2 separate regions of the Mus musculus genome follow, and region 1 is linked to region 2. A link is a loop called in an ENCODE intact Hi-C map of the cell type or tissue named here. Cell type or tissue: left cerebral cortex. All regions are shown on one strand.

Region 1 (2,500 bases), 97 kb after region 2:
TATATATGTTTGTGTGTGTGTGTGTCTATGTTTGTGTGTGTCTGTAAGTATGTTTCTGTGTGTGTCTGTCTGTCTATGTGTGCATGTGTCTATGTGTCTGTAAGTATGATTCTGTGTATGTCTGTCTGTGTATTTTCTATATACCTGATGATTCCCATAGTTTCAACATAATGATAAAAAGGCACAAACATTTTAAATAACTCTTACAATGGTAATGGAATAAGGCTCAGAGTAGTTACAAAGTGACCATCAGAATTTTGTTATCTGTATTTATAGAGAAGGATAATAATGAATCTTCATTTGAGATTAGCAAAAATAACATTGTGAATTTTTTTTCACCCGAGTTCACACAGCCAGTGTTAAGAATTTCTCATTTAAATGTGTGGGAGGTCGTTTCTTACACTCCAATGTACTTGGGAAAAAACCTAGATGCTAGAATAAGCTCTAGAGTCTTGGATACCAAAATAGAGAGATGTTTGCAGTCTACAGTCTATAATGTGTGCATGCAGTGTTCTTGGGATAAAAAAAAAAATCAAAAGAATACTCAGACATGGTCAAGAAATTTTCTAGAAAGTAGAGAAAGGTCAAAATATTCAACAGAAAGTTGTTTTCTTCAGCACTAGCACTGTCTGCGGGTGAGCTGGACACAAGAAAGATGGCATCTCTTTATTGAAGGACCAGATAAGGTTGTCGTTGTCTGTGAATTCACTTCCTCACTTACGGAGGAAGAGGCAGCAACCCCCATCTCCTTCTCTGGAATACTCCTTGTTGAGATCTTCCAAAATATTGGAGCAAATTAAACAGAATAAAATCATTTCTTATTCTCCTTTTTGAAAAATATCACAATATCTGGTGTAAAGATTAATCCTATCTCCCCCAACCTTGGAGAATATGGCCATGGTTGGGAGTCCATACAAGGAGAGAAATGTCAATTTCACTCACATGCGCTGAATTACATGCTAGAAAATTCAGTTCTTTTGAACAACAGAAAAACGCTTTTATATTTAAGCAAGCATTTGTTCTTGGGAAACAAAATGTTCAGCTCTAGTGGTTGCCACAGCAACTGCTTGGGCTAAAAATACCAGATATTCCATAAGCAGAAAAAGTATGTAGTGAGCAAGGAAGAGGAAAGAAAATGGGAAATCTCCCAGAGGAAGGTCAATGACAGAATCCAGACTCCAAAGACCAGGGAGAGCATGTATCTTGGGGACTGCTTCTTCCCATGGGGCAATATGTTTGATAGAAACCTACCGCCTCTGCACCCTTCTTTTCTATCTGCCCACAACTTTCTCTTCCCTCAGAATCACATATACTAAGTATGAGTGGTCCACCTCTCCAAAAGCATCCTTGTCAACAGTAAGGGCATATCGAGCAAGGGTAGGTAGCATTTGCAGGAGGATCATCAAAGATAAAAACCTCTTCCCATTGTTCCTGCTTTTGAGTTGTCTGGTTTTTTTAAGGAATCCTTCCAGTGAAAGAACTGTTTAGGGGCTGGGGTGACAGTAATGTGCTTATCTACCAACCAAGACTAAGTACCTGAGTTTCCTTCCCTAGAACTCACATGAAAGAAAGAGGGGGAAGCCTGACAGGGTGGCTTACGCTTCTAATCCCAGTGCTAGTGGGGAGGCAGAGACAGGCAGATGCCTGTTAGTACTTGCCAACAAGCCAGCCTGACCTGTTTGGTGAACTCAAGGCCAATGAGAGTCTTTGCCTCACAAAACAAATTCGAATTAACTGAGGAACTACCATGAAGGTTGTCCTCCAGCTTCCACATGCATATGCACAGACAGACAGACAGATAGACAGACAGATAGACAGACAGACAGACAGACAGACAGGCACACACACACACACACACACACACACACACACACACGTACTTGTACACATGTTTAATAAGAGAGAGGTCAAACAATCCATTTTTTCTCTTGCTCCAGTGTCTGATAAGCTTTGGCCAATGTTGTTCCTTCACTTGGAGATAAGTGTCTGCCCTCTTCAGTCTACTTAGCTCCTCGTTGATGCCCATTGGCAGGGTCCCCGGCTTGTTGCAGTTTCTCTTCTTAGGTCTGTTCTTTCTTGGAAACACCCCTTCTAAGAGAACTGGCACCACAGATTTCCTACATGGGCATTTATTAGTCTCACTTGCAGGCTCCTGGGATCTAGAGCTTTGCAATAAATCTCTATTCTATTCCCCATGTGCCCAGCACGGTGCCCAAACCACATTTGTTGACAAAATCTGTTCTACTCCCAAGGGGGGAAAGAGGAAGGCTGAGTGATAGGAAATATTGGATCCTGTGGTCAGTGTACAGGTCAGGGTACTAGTTATAGTTTTGTATGACTTCCTCCATACAAGAGTGCCAAGCCCAGTACAAAACCCTCAAGCCCACACGAATGTCATTCTGTTCCCAGTGCTTTGGTCTAAAGTTAGGCAGCATGCTAGAAATGACGTAATAGTCATATCCTATTCAAATACACTGAGGACTTTCAACAATGACTCTAT
Region 2 (2,500 bases):
TTGAGCTTGGGAATTTGGAATCATCCTGCCTTATTCTTGGGAGTACTGGGATATATGTGTGGTCCACCATACCCAAATGCTTAGAAAATCCAGATTGTATTCTTCAGTTATGCATTTCCACAATCCATATCACCATCTGGACCATTGTTCTTTCACAGTCCTCTCTTTATTTATTTTATTATTTTGACAGAAAGTGTCAGGGAGAAAGGGGAGACACCCATCTATTCCAGTGGCCGAAATTCTTTAACGTTCAGTTCCTTGGGACACAGAGAGAAGGCCTTACTGTTCTCTTTCATACTGCAGGTATTGCTTCCTTCAGTGGCTCATACTCAGGGCGATGTGGGATAATGTCTCTCAGTTCAGTTTCTCACAGTACCTGAGATGGGTGCTCAGGGGAACCAAAGAGATGGGGAGTGAGCAAGGTCCCAAAGGTTTTGGGGTATGGGGGGGCATGTGTGTGCATATGTGTCTGAGAGTATGTGTGTGTGAGTACATGTGTATGTGTGCATGCACAAGTGTGTGAGTGTGTGTATGTGAGTGAGTGTGTGTGTGTATGTGTGTGTGCGAGCACAAGGGAATGTGTACATGTCTGCGTCCACCATGTGGGTGTGAGTGTGTGTGTGTGAGTGAGAGAGAGTGTGTGTCTGTATGTGCATGTGTCTGAGTGCTTGTGCGTGTGCATGTGTATGAATATGTATGTATGTACGCATGTGTACGAGTGTATTTGTGTGTGTGTGAGTGGGTATTTATGGGTACACATGTGTTTGTCTATGTGTGTATGTGTGTGAGTCTGTGTAACTGTGTGAAAGAGAGAGAAAGAGAGAGAGAGAGCAAGAAAGAAACAACTAAGAACATCTGTATTGAGATGGAATGAGAGCTGAGAAGGAGCAGGATGGGGCAGAACGTGCAGAGACCAAGTGTAAAGTGCACAGGCAGGCTCCTTCAGTTTACTTCAAATAATTCCAATCGTCTGACAAAAAAAAATTGTATGTACCACACTAGACTGAATGTGTCAGTTATTTTATTTGGAAAACTTTTGCACATGGTAGGCAGTAAAAATATTTGTGGAATGAATGAAATTATCACCAACACCCCTGAGCCATATGAGAACTAAGCTTAAAATCCTTCTCATTAAAATGCCTTTCTGCAGCTCAGGGCCCCTTAGTCCTGACTCGTTTTTATTGGTAACAGTGGCCATCTGTCCAGGCTGACTGCTTTGAAGGTCATCGCTGTCATTCTTTGCACCACATCGCTTGCTGGTTGTGGAATCTTCCTGTTTTCTTTCTTTGCTTTTCATTGTGACTACATGGCTAATACCCTGACCCTGCCTCTAACCATATACAAGAGACCTTGAGAGCAGCTAACCACTGTGGGATAGTGAGCACTGTGTGCTCTCACTCTCCTGGGAGTTTGAGGCCATTCAGGCAGCAAGCAGTGGAGCAGGCTGCTAACCCTCCTGTGTGCTTCCAAGTCAGAGCACTTGAGCCCAGCGTGGGGTGCCGTGTGTTCTGCAGTGAGAGGATATTTAGTCAAGGTTGCTGACAACTGACAGCAAACACCTGAAGGCTCCTGAGGACTGAGCACCAAGGCCCTGGTACCTCGAGTGCTATAATCAGTGTGGAATTAGAAAATTCACGGTGTTCTGGAAGCTATGACCACTAGAACCTGCAGCTTACCGGATATAATGCAGTGATCTGGCATGAGCAGGGTGGGTGCGCTACCTCATGCTATAAGGACAATGGAAGAAAAACCTGATGTCTGTCAGCAACCTTGAGAAGTATGCTCCTTCCCACCCTTCTACCCAGTACTCTGGGGACTGTCCGTAGCCATCCTGCTTGCTACAGCTCTCTGTGTGGGTGTGGGCTCCCCAGTGCCCTTCCCTAGGGAGGTCTTTTGGCCTCCCAGCAGGACCTGCATTCACTGCTTCATTCCTTTCAGCAAGCCTGACAGAAACTGCTCTCCATCAGAAAGTGACCCAGGACCATTCTTCTGTCAGTTCCCACAGAGCCTAAGAGGCAAAGTCTGACTGGTGCCAATCATAATAGGCCCCTTTGAGCCACCCCGGGCCAGGCTGCACTCTCTGAGCAAGCAGTGTGGCTTTCTGTATCCTGACCTTTCTAGCAGACCAAAGGCAAAAGTGGGAGCTAAGAGATGGTTAAGAGGCCTGGTTGCCTGTTGCCCAGTGCCAGTTCTGCTGTTGGCATTTAAGACCTCCATTCTCATTTAGTCATTGTTGTTTGCTTATGAGGACGATCAGAATAATCCTGTTTCCCAGCCAGGGCTCAGAGAGATGAGACAGAACTCCAACTATACCCTAGACTCTACCTTTGACAAAGTGACATGATGCTGTCATCTACAAAGTTTGCATTTAAGGACTGTGTCATACAAACAGTACCACACATACAAAATCATGTTTTAAATAAGGTTTGATTTTGTGTTGGGTCAAGTTCACAGCCACCCTTGGCTATATAGGAACTGTGGGCTGCAGCTTGAATACACC

What was found. Peaks named below come from ENCODE experiments on the same cell type or tissue, not always from the same donor. Only the 100,000 strongest peaks of a DNase experiment are listed, where the experiment ranks them.
Region 1: it touches region 2 in a loop (12-fold over the local background); 3 of 42 quality-filtered maps call a loop at or near these places.

The regions. Positions count from the first base shown.
Region 1 is chr1:164,682,552-164,685,051 of GRCm38, reverse strand. No RefSeq gene overlaps it. Among named protein-coding and RNA genes, the nearest start is that of Dpt, 110 kb to the left of the region's middle. In left cerebral cortex, no CTCF peak of the experiment used is centred here; DNase peaks (open chromatin) are centred at 692, 1,070, 1,543, 2,383 and 1 more place; H3K27ac peaks cover 2,354 bases.
Region 2 is chr1:164,779,953-164,782,452 of GRCm38, reverse strand. No RefSeq gene overlaps it. Among named protein-coding and RNA genes, the nearest start is that of Dpt, 15 kb to the left of the region's middle. In left cerebral cortex, no CTCF peak of the experiment used is centred here; a DNase peak (open chromatin) is centred at 1,150; H3K27ac peaks cover 970 bases.